Regions from separate parts of the Homo sapiens genome. Here region 2 is linked to region 1. Evidence: chromatin contacts called from ENCODE Hi-C or POLR2A ChIA-PET data. All regions are on one chromosome and are shown on one strand. Each heading gives the region's core, a stretch centred on a gene start or an enhancer-like site at or near the end of the contact. The rest is flanking DNA. Distances are from core to core; before and after follow the strand shown.

Region 1 (6,698 bases), core at 1,468-3,967:
CCCTGATCCCCAGTTCCAGTTCTTGGCCAAGTGGCAACAGTGGTCAGAGCCAAAAGGGGTCTCTGGGAAGAACAGGGAGACCGAGGCCCAGAGAGAGTAGGGACCAGCTCAAGGTCACTCCCTGTCTGCTCCCCACCATAACATGCAGGTGGATTTGGGGAAATGCCTCTAGAGCAACTGCAAAGGGGAGGGGGCCTCTCAAGTATGATGAAGGTCACCTGGGACTCTCAATTTTCCCTGCTACCCCTAGGCTGTGCTGCTAACTCCATACACTCTTCAAAGCCATGGGGACACCCCCAAAGCCAGGTCCAGGCTCTAGAAGGCAGGGGACAGGACTTTCTGGTGATGTCTGGTTGGGAGTGAAGTCTGGGGAGGAACAGGAAGACCATGTAACCCACCCATCCCCAGTGTTCCAGACATGTGTGCACACACACACATCATACTTAGAACTCACAATGTAATGCCCTGGCTAGGCCACGCCTACTAGCCCAAGTTTGAGAGACAGAAGTCCAGGAAAGCCATGAGCAGTTATTAGGAAGGTGGGTGATCCTCTCTCCCAGCATCTCACTGGTCTCTGGGGTCAGAAGACCTGAATTCCAGTCCTGGCACTGTCCTGACTCTGTATGACCTTGGCCAAGTCACTTTGCTTCTCTGATCCTCAGTTCCTTTCTCTGAAACACAGTCACTACATCTCAGAATCACTGCGAAGATTCAACAAGACAGAACACCATGAAGTGTTCAGAACAGTGCCTGACACTGTCCCCCACCCTGTCCCCCACCCCTAGAATGTAATCAGCATTTTCAGAGGACGACAGCAGAAGACAGAACTTCCAGATTCTACAGCAAGTGCCACCCTCTCCTAGACTAGGGAGCTCAGCTTCCACCCCACCCTGCATGAACCCCACAGACCTTCATACGGGAGAAGGGGCCTCAGAAGGGTCTTGCCCAGATGGCGAAAGGGTACCGCTCCAGCTCTCCAGCAAGAACTTAGCCTCCCAGACCAGAGACCACTCCTGGGGAACAAGTCTCTCCCCACTCTCCCCCAACCCAAGGAACTGAAGAAAGGACACCCAGGCAGAGAAGTGAATGTCTATGGATTTGGGGATCCATATTGTCTATGGATCCATTTCGTGACAGAGGACCAGGAAGCCTTTGGGTGGGAGGCTAACGTTTCCTTGACCAGTTTTGGAGAAGGCTGTGCTTCCAACCCTATCAGTAGCCCCTGAGTGCAGCCCCTGGGCCGCTGTGTCCCCAGGAGAAGCCTGCCCCCACCCCCCACTGCAGTCTTTCTGCCTGAAGGGAAGGGAGAACACAGGCAGTTGACCCAAAACAATAGAGGATCCCAAAGTGATGATTCACAGTCCATTCAAAGCCCAGCACCTCAGTGTGCAGATGGGGAGACTGAGGCCTGCGCGGGGGAGGGGGGCGGGGGGGTCTGAGAACAAGATTGTGTCCGGGTCCGCTGAGAATACAGATTACACAGGGGCAGAACTTTGCCAGGTGTAGGGACTTCGATGCGTGAGTGTGTGGATGCAGGTGGGCGGGGGGAAGCTGAGACTACCACAGGGCCCCTACCCTGCTGCCATCTGGGCCACCCCACCAGATGTTGCCCAGCCTCGGCTTTCTCCCTCAGCCAGGGCCTATCCCTCAGGGTCCATCTCCTCACCAAGCTGAACTCCTGAGGGGTGCCCTCGTGGGGACAGTCCTGGAGACCCTTGTCTCCTGGCTCCCCAACTTCCTCATCGCCCCACATCTGCCGGAAGGTGTCCTAGGTCCGGTCCCTCCTCCTCCTGCCTCTTACTCATCATCACCCTAGGCGCAGACACACACACACACACACACACACTGACACCACTTGACCCCACACGCACACCATGGCGCCAGCGAGCTCGGCTCGTTCTCAGTCACTTGGGCTCCTCTCCCTCTATTTCACACTCACAGTAACGGGTGGCCCTGGCCCTGCGCCGGTCACGCCCCAAGCCACGCACTTCGTGACCCCAGTGACCCCGGGTCTTTCCCTCACACAACACACGCACACACGCTGCCTGTCTCCCACACACAGAGCCCCTCTGTGTCGCCCGCTCGGCCCGGCGTCACCGCCCAGTGTCCCAGCCACACGTTCGCCCGGCCAGGCCGCCTCACGCGCCGTGTCACCCACAGTCACGGGCTGACACCATCCAGACCCCCCCTTGGCCGCCCCGCGCCGCAGCCGCGCCGAGGCGCCGCCGTCCAGCCCGCACCACAACCTGGTCTCGGTCCAAGTTTCCCGGGCCGGGGACCGCTCCGGGCCCCGCCGGCCCCTCACACCGCAAGTTCCGCTGCTTCCCCGCGCGCCCCCCGACAGCCACCACGCAGGGCCGGCCCGGAGTCGCGGCCGGAGGACCTGCAGGTCACGGGGCTCGGAGACTGGCGGTGGCCGGTGCGCGGAAGGCGCCGGGACAGGACGCGAGGCGGGAGGAGTGGGGTGGGGGGGCGCGCGGCCGGGCTGCCGCATCCGCCGAGCCCGCGAACTTCCTCAGAGACACGGGGAGGCAGGGGGCGCCACTAGGGTCCGTATCCCGCTGGCCCGGCCGCGGAGAGCAGACTCTGGATGGGCGCTCCGCGCGCCCTCCTTACCTGGCTGCGCCGCGGCAGCTCCAGCTCGGCTCCCCGTTCGACTCGGCGCCGCGGCCCGGCTCGGCGAGCGCCCGGACAGCCGCGCAGCCTGCGCGCCTTTTGAATGAATCGCCGGCTGGGCCGGGAAGGTGCGCAGACCCGCCCCCGCGCGTCACGGCCGCTCCGCCCCCGACGTCAGAGCGCGGTCTGCGCCCCGCGCCCGACTCACCCCGAGCCGCGGAGGGGCTCGCCGCTCTGCCGCTGGGCGGTGCTGCTCTACGTCGCCCTCTCTCGCGCCCCTGGGAACTGCAGGGGGCTGCGCGGGACTGGGCGGCGGTGCCCAGAGGGCCTCTTGTATCCGCCTCTTCAAGGCTCTGAACCAAGCAAGGAGTTGTGCGAAGCAAGATAAAGAGACTGGAGACTGAGATACTCCTCTGGGTCCTCTCAGCATTGCCAGTGTAACTAGAGCCACCTCTGCCCCTTTCTGGGCTTCATCTTCCTCCTGCCAGTTGGTGGCCAGGAAGAATAACCTCACTTTGCTTTGTTGACGAGGCCCAGGCCCAACCCTGGAAACCCTCACCTAGTTGGCGAAAAGGCCTGGTGAAGGTGAGTCTATAAAGGAAGCCCACACGGTGGGCTTCGGCACATCCTTCAAGGCCTAGTGAAATCCTCCAGGAGGCGTCTCCTGCCTCCACTCCCCTACTCCCCGCACCACTTCTCTGTGCCAGGGTAGTTAGTTTCCCTCCAGCAGGACAGGTGACTCAGTGCCCCCCTCCCTACTACAGCCATCCCACCCTGCCAGTTTCCAATGCCAGTCATCACAAACTCCAGGCAGTATTCACACTGTATTCCGACTCCGAATCGTGTCCCCTGGAGTTGTGCTACAGGGTGTGCCAGGACTGGAGGGAGCAGCTCAGTGGCCCGTTCCCCCTCTCAGTACTATTCAGGGGATCTCAGGCGGTCCTCCTGGGACAGTAGGGCTGATGGGAGACTGAGACACCAGGGAGGACCTAGTGCTGGGCCAGAGGCCTGGCTGGGGTCAGGATAATCACAGCCCATGACAGAGATGGAGAAAGGAAGGTAAATAAGTCAGCTGGGGATAGATGGCTGGGGGTGGGGTTCTAAACAGTCATAGAATCTGAACCCAGGGGCTAGGAGACGGAAAAGGTCAGGTCCCCAGGGTCCAGGAGATTCCAGGAGGCGAACTGGACACCGCATGGGGAGGGGAGCAGGGGATGAGTTTTCATTTCCCTGGGTCATGCTCAGGTTGTGGGGGAAGGGCATAAGGAGCTACAGGTCATTGATGTCAGGATCATGACATCAGCACCCTCATATGTCAATGGAGACCTCCAGGGCTGGGGCAGGGGTTCTTCCAGGGTCCCACATCCCAGCCTACGGAAGGCCAGAGCATCCAGAATGCCTCCACTCCTGGAAATGTTTTCTTTGTAAGGGGACCATCTACACCCCAGCTCTAGGTTCTAGAGTTCAAATGGTGGCAATTTCAGGTGTCGTCACTCAATAAACCAAATGGGGAAGGCCAGGTGTAGTGGTCACACCTGTAATCCTAGCACCTTGGGAGGCTGAGTTGGGAGGATCACTTAGCCCAGGAGTTCGAGACCAGCCTGGGCAACATGATGAAGCCCAGTCTCTACAAAAATATGTGGGAGAATCACTTGAGCCCAGGAAGTTGAGACTGCAGTGAGCCGCGATCGTGCCACTGCACTCCAGCCTAGGTGAGAGAGTGAGACCTTGTCTCAATCAATAAACTAAATGGGGAAATGCTTTTTGGAGCACTGGCTATTAATCAGACATCCCAGAGAGGGTCCAGGCCCCTCTCTACCACCAGCTCTCTGTGAGGTTTTCATCAAATCCACCCCCAACTCAGTTTCCTCATCTGAAAACTGGGGTGCCAGACATGTTGCCTGAAGTTCTCTGTGGGAGGCGGCTACCTGGCTGCCCTGGCAGCAGCTCCATAGAGTAGGTCTCCTGGGGCCACAGCCCAAACACTTCTCGCTCCTGCAACCCCCAGGTTAGGAGGGAGCCTAATTATTATTTACTGCTGGGTGGATGCGCCAGCTCCTCCTGCAGCCAGCTCTGACCCTGAAACCACTGTGACGTGGGCTCCTCCCTGAGAGTCTACCAGCATCTGGGTTGCTCCACAGTGAGTAGACAGGGAAGGAGTTGTGGAAGCCACAGGAAAGATTTAGACTCGCTTTTTATGGAGCTTGGGGAACCACAGGCTTGAGAACAAAGGACTCTCAGAATCACAGGCTTTATAAAATCCTGGCATCTCAACTGAACCCATGGAGTCAGCACTGGAATCCCTGAGCTCAGGGACCTCAGAGACCATCTTGTTGAACTTCACATGGTACAGCTGGGCAAGTGGGCCCAGAGAATGTGTGCACCTCATTGTAGGTACACAGCACAAGGTCCCAGTAAACTGGGACGAGCTGTGATGGGGACCTGGAGGCAGGGGTACAGGTGCCATGCCCCAGCCAGGCCCTGCCTGGGGTGGGGATCCTGGGTCACAGAATCAGAGCCACCACAGTGTGGCTGTATGCAGGGGTCTGAGTAGATGACTGCCTTGGAGTCATGGACCAAAGGTAGTGGGTGCCACTCTGCTTGCTGGCTGTGCTAGAATTCCAAAAGGAAGTACATACAGTACAAGCCTGGAGGAACAGCAGGCTCATACTTAAATTTCAATGCTCCAGGCCAGGCGCGGTGGCTCACGCCTGTAATCCCAGCACTTTGAGAGGCCGAGGTGGGCGGATCACCTGAGGTCAGGAGTTGTAAACCAGCCTGGCCAACATGGTGAAACCCCATCTCTACTAAAAATACAAAGAAAAAAAAATTAGCCAGGTGCGGTGGTGGGCGCCTATAATCCTACCTATTTGGGAGGCTGAGGCAGGAGAACTGCTTGAACCCGGGAGGTGGAGGTTGCAGTGAGCCAAGATTGTGCCATCGCACTCCAGTCTGGGCTACAGAGCGAGACTGCGTCTCAAAAAAAAAAAAATAAAATTCAATGCTCCATCCTAGGCTAACCCCCAGCGGGCCAAGTCCTAACCCTAAGAAGGTGGGCTGCTGTCCTGTGTTTGTGTCTTAGCTCCAGGGGAGGGTGGGCTCAGTCTGAGGGGAAACTGAGGCTAGGAGGCCAGGATAGGGCTCAGCCTGGGGCCAGGCCAGAAGCTGAGCTGGGGCTGTCTGGGTCTGAGGACCAGGTTCAACCTGCATTTAGGTCCAGACCCTGGCCTGGGTCTGGAATCCCACTGGGGTGGAGGTGTCAAGTCTTTGGTGACTGCCTCACTGGCTCCCTCATGGGAGGCCCAGCACTCTCAGTTCCATCCATCCCAGGTTCTATTGCCCACCTGACTGGTGCTCAGGGAGGCAAGTGTAGGGTTTTCTTGTTCCCATGGTGAGTCTGAGAGAGGAACCCAGAGCCATGAACTGCAGACAATGGGGCTGGTGGGGACCCTGGGGACTGTCAGGGTGAGACTTGCAGTCCAGTTACCCTCTGGGCCCAGAACATGAGCAGGTCAAGAGCTAGGGAGTGTGAGCCAAGCCCAGGGAGGCAGGTGGCTTGCTGAAGCATCTGAGATTAAGGAGCCTGGAGAAGAGAAATCTAGGGGAAAATGGAAGAATATATGCTTTGGTGTCACATGGATAGTGGTTAAGTCCCACTTCTGCCATTGCCAGGCTGTGTGACCTTAGGCAAGTGACTTCACCTCTCTGAGAACTCGCCCATCCAAGCGTGTTATGAGGATCTGCTGAGACCTCATATCGGGGGCACCAGCTTCTTCCAGGACGCTGGGCTCAGGAGCTCTCTCTCCTCTCCCTTCCCTTGGTGCACTGTTTGCCCTGGGCAGCAGGGGCTCTGCCCGATTTATCCCTGATGCCTGCTCACTATCTCCCTCCCCAGTCCAGCCCAGCAAACTACCTCTGACCCAGCTTGGGATGCCAGCTCACTTGCCTTTGCCAGGCAGGACTCCTCATTGGCTATAATTGGGCCTAAAATAGACTTCCCCTTGCCGTTTCCTGCAACCTGGCCTGTGGCTTAAGGTCTGTGAGGACACAGACTTGGTGTTTGGCAGGCATGCAGAAGATGT
Region 2 (6,698 bases), core at 163-2,662, 610 kb before region 1:
CCGAGCCTCTCCGGAATGCACAGCCAGACAGAGCTCAGCGCAAAAGCTAGAGAACCTGGCGGAGGGAGACTCACAGTGCCACAAAAAAACTTTATCTTTTCTTTTTTTTTTTCTTTTCTTTCTTTCTCTTTCTTTCTTGTCTTTCTGTCTTTCCTCTCTCTCTCTCTGTCTTTCTTTCCTCTCTTTCTTTCTTTTTTCCTACATGGCAAGATCTCCTCATGGCAGAAATAATCTGCCTTGACTTCTGTTTCCACGCTGCTTCTGCCAGGACCATGCGCTCGGCGTGTTTTTCTTTCCGCTATAATTATCCAGGCCCATCCCAGCTCTGGTCCCCTCAGCTGTTCCCTGGCAGTCCCTTCTGCTGGTGAAAACACATATGGCGCCGGCCTGACCAGGGTGTAAGTGTGTGAATATCAGGAAGATGACTGAACGTCTTTGGGACTCCGTTTCCTCATTGTAAAATGGAGGTTAATACCAGCCTTCTTCTACTCCCCAAACGCACGTGTTTGTCCCGGCCAGAGGGCCCAATTGTTGGCTGTTCACGCGTCAGTTACCCCCACAGGACGGGTCAGCCAATTAAAGGCGAACCAGGCCCGGTCCATCTCCTGACGCCTTTTCTCATCCCAGGGCTGGACAGGCAGCTGGCCTGGGCCCGGCTCTGCCTTGTCACGTGCGGGGGCCGGCCCGTTTGCTTGTCTGTGTGTAGGAGCGTGAGGTCACGCTGGGTGCTCCCGCCCCGCCGGGGCCTTTAGTGTCCTGGTCCCTAAACGCCAGGCCGCTCCACCGGGGGAGAAGGCGCGAACCCCAGCCGAGCCCAACGGCTGTTGTCGGTTGCCGGGCCACCTGTTGCTGCAGTTCTGATTGGTTCCTTCCCCCGACAACGCGGCGGCTGTAACCAATCGACAGCGAGGCCGGTCGCGAGGCCCCAGTCCCGCCCTGCAGGAGCCAGCCGCGCGCTCGCTCGCAGGAGGGTGGGTAGTTTGCCCAGCGTAGGGGGGCTGGGCCCATAAAAGAGGAAGTGCACTTAAGACACGGCCCCGCTGGACGCTGTTAGAAACCGTCCTGGCTGGGAAGGCAAGAGGTGTGTGACTGGACAAGACTTGTTTCTGGCGGTCAGTCTTGCCATCCTCACAGAGGTTGGCGGCCCGAGAGAGTGTGAGGCAGAGGCGGGGAGTGGCAAGGGAGTGACCATCTCGGGGAACGAAGGAGTAAACGCGGTGATGGGACGCACGGAAACGGGAGTGGAGAAAGTCATGGAGAGAACCCTAGGCGGGGCGGTCCCCGCGGAAAGGCGGCTGCTCCAGGGTCTCCGCACCCAAGTAGGAGCTGGCAGGCCCGGCCCCGCCCCGCAGGCCCCACCCCGGGCCCCGCCCCCGAGGCTTAAGCCGCGCCGCCGCCTGCGCGGAGCCCCACTGCGAAGCCCAGCTGCGCGCGCCTTGGGATTGACTGTCCACGCTCGCCCGGCTCGTCCGACGCGCCCTCCGCCAGCCGACAGACACAGCCGCACGCACTGCCGTGTTCTCCCTGCGGCTCGGTGAGCCTGGCCCCAGCCCTGCGCCCTTTGCGCCCCCCACGCTTGTTCTGCGTGCGCTGCCCGCTCTTCCATTTACCTTCTCTCCCACCCAAGTTTGTACTCTTTTCTTTCTCTCGGTTTTATTTTTTGTTTTTGTTTGTTTGTTTGAGACAGGCTTTCGCTCTGTCTCCCAGGCTGGAGTGCAGTGGCGCGATCTCGGCTCACTGCAGCCTCCACCTCCCAGGTTCAAGCGATCCGCCTGCCGAGTAGCTGGGATTACAGGCGCCCGCCACCACGCCTGGCTAATTTTTGTGTTTTGTAGAGATGGGGTTTCGCCATGTTGGCCAGGCTGGCCTCGAACTGCTGAGCTCAAGCAATCCGCCCGCCTCGGCCTCACAAAGTCCTAGAATTTTAGGCATGAGCCTCCGGGTCCGGCCTGTGCTAATCCTTTCTGTCCTTGGTTCTTTATTTCTCTTCTCTCTTTTTCTTAGTCCCTTTTGTTCTTTCCCTCTCCCGTTCAGTTGGCTGTCGTTTGAGCCTCCACCTTTTCACTCCCTCCTTTCCACCACGATGCCGAGCCCTGCCTTGGATGGGGACCATCAGCGATGACCACAATGACCTCTCCCTTACCAGGCAGCTCCAGGCAGTGTTCCTGCACCGCCTTTCCCAGGGCTTGGGGGCTTTTTCTAGTGGGCTTTGAGCTGCTCAATCTGGCCTCTGCAGGGCCGGCTCCCAGCCCTTCCAACCTCCTCACAGCCCGACCTGGGACCTAGCCAATTCCCGGAGAGTCTCTGTCCCATCGTGACCCCCTCACAACTCTCCCACTCACCAAAGTCTGATGACTGTGCTAGGGGGTGCTTATATAGAGTACTGAGTGTTACAAAAGCAGAAGTCTGGATGAGAACCAATTTGTGATATTAAGCAGGTGGGGTGGGGGTGGGGAGTGTACCTAGGTTCATTTTCCGCCCTGCTTTTCCCCTTTCCAGTGTGTGCACTTAACCAGTCCCTGGGCCCTGTTCCCCATCCCCCTCCAAGGCATGGATTGGGTGGGCTTGTGTGTCTTGGGGCAGGTGGCCCTTTCTAAACTCTCTGCCTTTGCTCACCCACAGGACACATAGTATGACCATTAGGTGTTTCGTCTCCCACCCATTTTCTATGGAAAACCAAGGGGATCGGGCCATGATAGCCACTGGCAGCTTTGAAGAACGGGACACCTTTAGAGAAGCTTGATCTTGGAGGCCTCACCGTGAGACCTTACAAAGCCGGGTAAGAGTCCAGTCCAAGGAAGAGGTCTCTTGCTGCCTCCTAACCCTGTGGTCTAGGGGCAGGAGTCAGCAGGGCATTAACAAAAATAATTACCATCCCCACCCCCGACAGTGAAGTGGCTCTTTCCAGTTCACAGAGCACTCTCACACCTCCCCGCTCTCATTCTGGCCCTTCAGCTGACTCGGACAAGCCAAGGATCTTGGTCCCCATTTTATAAAGGAGAAAACTGAGGCCCACGTGTAACAGTGATTGGCCCCAAGTCATCCCGGGAGCCAGCAGAAGAGCTAGGACAGGAACCTATTGTTCTAACTTCATATTGATGCTAGCTTTTGACTATCCCTGAAACCGAGATTGGTAATCAGCCCGGCTCTGAAACTGGTTATTTGCTGGGGACTGTAAAATAGGATTAACTATTTCTAGTCCTGCATTTTAATTGCTGTTAGTAGGGCCATCTTACCCACCCTCTGAAGGACCTGACTTGGCAAGCCCAAGGCAACATTCAGAATATGGCAGCTGAACCTCTGTGCACTTGTCTTTGGGCAGCAGCTGGGTCTTATTCTTCTCTGGCCTTCACAACATCCTGCAACCCAGCTCAAGGTCAGGAATGTGACAGACTCATGTCATCATATCTCTGATGCCCAGAGAAGGGATACCATTTGCCTGAGCCTTCTCAGTACTGTTTAATCAGCCTGTGAGAACTTTCCTTGTGAAAGGCCCTGTCTGTGCCTGGGGCTGATAAAACAGCAAGAACGAACTGAGGAGCTGGGCAGCAGTGCAAAGCAAATACTACCAGCTTTGGTGCCTGTAAGTGTGGCTCTTACTCATCTCACATGGAAATAAGGGCAGCCACCTTGCAGGGCTGCTCTGAGGATTGAGCTAATACAGTGCCCTGGGCGTTGGGGTGGGGAAAGTTGTGGAGCACCTCCTGGGGGAAGGGGGTGTCAGAGCAGGGAATCTGGGGAGTCCGAGGGCACCTTCATCAACCCAATCTGTCATTTGAGCACCAGTCTTCACTGAGCCTCGTGGGCAAGCTGGAGGGAAACAGGAATAAGGTCAGGCCCTGTTCTATAGGTCCCAGTGTAGTTGCTATGGTGAGTATCTTCATTTCCCTGCTTGCCCCAGCCACCTGGAGTGAGAAGCCCAAGAGGAAGCTGGGTGAGCTGTTTGTTTCCATGGGTCTCTGTGTTCACAGCTGACTCCCTTCACCAGCCAGCCCTTTCACCTGAGCCCCAGCAACAAAGGCAGTCAGGCGGGGCTCAAAGCAGCTGCTCCAATGAAGTCAAAGAAATAAGCTCAGGGGAAGAAGCAGGTCACCCTCCCCCACTAGGGTGCTGGGCTCACTTCCTCCTGGGGCAGTGGAGGAGGGTGTGGTTCCAACTCAGAACAAAATGGGGCTTTTGGTTTACTTTATCACTCTTCACAGCTCTGACCTGGACCCCTCATCCCTGCCTGTCTTGTGGTGTAAGTGCGGATCCCCCTAAGTTGGAGGAAAGGAAACTGGCCCAAACAAAAAGGAGAGCAGTTTTCTCTGCATCACATGGTAGGCCAGGAGGAGTCTAATGCCCCAGAGTTTACTCTCAGCCCCCAAAATCACCTAGCTAAATGTTACCTTATCTAAGAAGTCCTTAGGTTTTTTGGGGTTTGTTTTTTTTTTTTTTGAGACAAGGTCTCACTCTCTCACCCAGACTGGAGCACAGTGGCACAATCACAGCTCACTGCAGCCTCAACCTCCTGGGCTCAAGCAATCGTCCCAAGTAGCTGGGACTATAGGCCTGCACCACCATGTCCAGCTAATTTATTTTTATTTATATTTTTTAGACAGGGTCTCATTATGTTGCCCTGGCTGGTCTTGAACTCCTGGGTTCAAGCAGTCCTCCCACCTCTGCCTCCCAAAGTGCTAGGTTTTTTTTTGTTTGTTTGTCTGTTTTTTGAAACAGAGTCTTGCTCTGTCGCCTAGGCTGGAGTGCAGTGGCACGATCTCAGCTACTGCAACCTCCACCTCCTGGGTTCAAGTGATTCTCCTGCCTCAGCCTCCTAAGTAGTTGGGAATACAGGCGTGTGCCAACACACCCAGCTCATTTTTGTATTTTTAGCGGAGATGGGGTTTTGCCATGTTGGCCAAGCTGGTCTCAAACTCCTGACCTCAGGTGATTCGCCCGCCTCAGCCTCCCAAAGTGCTGGGTTTACAGGCGTGAGCCACCACACCCAGCCCAAGAAGTCTTTTCTGATCACCCACTCTTCCTTCTCTCCCAATGGCATTAGTTGTTCCCTCCTTTGCATTTTGAGAGTATGTCCTGTAAGCCCCAAATGCAGCTTGAATCATCTGCCCATCCACCCCCTGTGCCCAACAGTAAGCCTCCTCTAGAGTAGATACTATCTCCTGCATCTCAGTGAACCACTGCCCAGCAAAGCAGTCTTGCTAAAACAATGACTCTAGAGATCCTAAGCTGTGTGAGAGCTGGAGGAGAGAATTAGACTGATGGTCTGGGAAGGGATTGAATTAGTCATCTTGTACCTTTTCTTCTTGACTTAAGTTCCAGACCTGTAGCAACCATTCCTGCTTAGACATCCAGAACATAAGCCTATGGGTCTGTGCCTGTTGGGTCTTAGTCTGGGTGAAACTTTTCTCTACTTCTGTCAGCTCTCCAGATGAACCACAGAAGCAGGAATGTGGGCATCATCAGTGAAATCTCTGCATACAGCAGACAAAGGGCTGGTCCAGTGGCTGTTTATGAGGCAGCGCTAGGAGAGCTCTGATCCAGACTCTCCCTGCAGTGAAAGGGAGGGAGCCCTTCATGAAGTATTGACTGCTTGAGCAGGAATTGCTTCACCAGCACCTAACTGAGTGCCTCTCGAGCTCACATCGGTTTTCCCTCATGAGGCCACTTGGAGTCTTGCTGAGGGACTTGGTTCTATTAGGGAAGGTGAGTTTGGGGATGGTGAGCAGGGAGGGCCTGGGGACATTGTGGCTAATGGGGCTTTTCTCCTCTTGGCTTAGATTCCGGCAGAGTTCCTCTATCTCGTCTTGTTGCTGATTAAAGGTGCCCCTGTCTCCAGTTTTTCTCCATCTCCTGGGACGTAGCAGGAAATCAGCATCATGGTTGGGTTCAAGGCCACAGATGTGCCCCCTACTGCCACTGTGAAGTTTCTTGGGGCTGGCACAGCTGCCTGCATCGCAGATCTCATCACCTTTCCTCTGGATACTGCTAAAGTCCGGTTACAGGTGAGGGGATGAAGCCTGGGAGTCTTGATGGTGTCTACTCTGTTCCCTCCCCAAAGACACAGACCCCTCAAGGGCCAGTGTTTGGAGCATCGAGATGACTGGAGGTGGGAAGGGCAACATGCTTATCCCTGTAGCTACCCTGTCTTGGCCTTGCAGATCCAAGGAGAAAGTCAGGGGCCAGTGCGCGCTACAGCCAGCGCCCAGTACCGCGGTGTGATGGGCACCATTCTGACCATGGTGCGTACTGAGGGCCCCCGAAGCCTCTACAATGGGCTGGTTGCCGGCCTGCAGCGCCAAATGAGCTTTGCCTCTGTCCGCATCGGCCTGTATGATTCTGTCAAACAGTTCTACACCAAGGGCTCTGAGCGTGAGTATGGAGCAAGGGTGTAGGCCCCTTGGCCCTTTTTTCTCAGTGATGATTGATCTTAGTTCATTCAGCCATATAGTTTTTTAGGCCCCACGATCCCTAGGAAGATCAGGGGAACAGAGAACTGGAAGGGGCCCTGGTCCTCCACATAGTTCCTAAGCACCTGGGCTATACCAGGCTCTGAGCAGGGCGTCATCCCATCACAGTCTTCAACACCACCTTGGGAGTAGGTAGTATCATCCCAGTGTTATAGAAGAAGAGACTGAGGTGGGAAGGCAGTGGGTAGAGTGGGGACTTGGCCAGGGGCACACAGTAGAGAGCCAGAAAAC

Evidence for each region. A loop is a pair of places that touch in the nucleus more often than their neighbours do. ChIA-PET counts read pairs that join two places held with the same protein, here RNA polymerase II (POLR2A). Pooled maps may share reads with other maps.
Region 2: a loop to region 1 is called in a pooled map, with 11 times the contacts of the local background. The contact joins the promoter of UCP2 here to the promoter of RELT in region 1. A Hi-C loop is called at or near these places in 2 of 37 single-sample maps with no recorded cell type and 8 of 50 pooled maps. POLR2A ChIA-PET finds 5 or more read pairs at or near these places in 3 of 52 experiments (B cell, WTC11 and activated CD4-positive, alpha-beta T cell).

What each region holds. Positions count from the first base shown.
Region 1 is chr11:73,372,418-73,379,115 of GRCh38, reverse strand. It overlaps RELT (RELT TNF receptor), which reads right to left and starts at 2,717. Exons shown (of 11, transcript NM_152222.2): 1 at 2,617-2,717. RefSeq lists an enhancer at 1,738-2,032 and silencers at 2,198-2,277, 2,368-2,657, 2,688-2,997.
Region 2 is chr11:73,977,557-73,984,254 of GRCh38, reverse strand. It overlaps UCP2 (uncoupling protein 2), which reads left to right and starts at 1,412. Exons shown (of 8, transcript NM_003355.3): 1 at 1,412-1,534; 2 at 2,623-2,779; 3 at 5,778-6,002; 4 at 6,159-6,369. The coding sequence starts at 5,877. RefSeq lists enhancers at 75-575, 3,827-3,886 and silencers at 832-991, 1,292-1,501.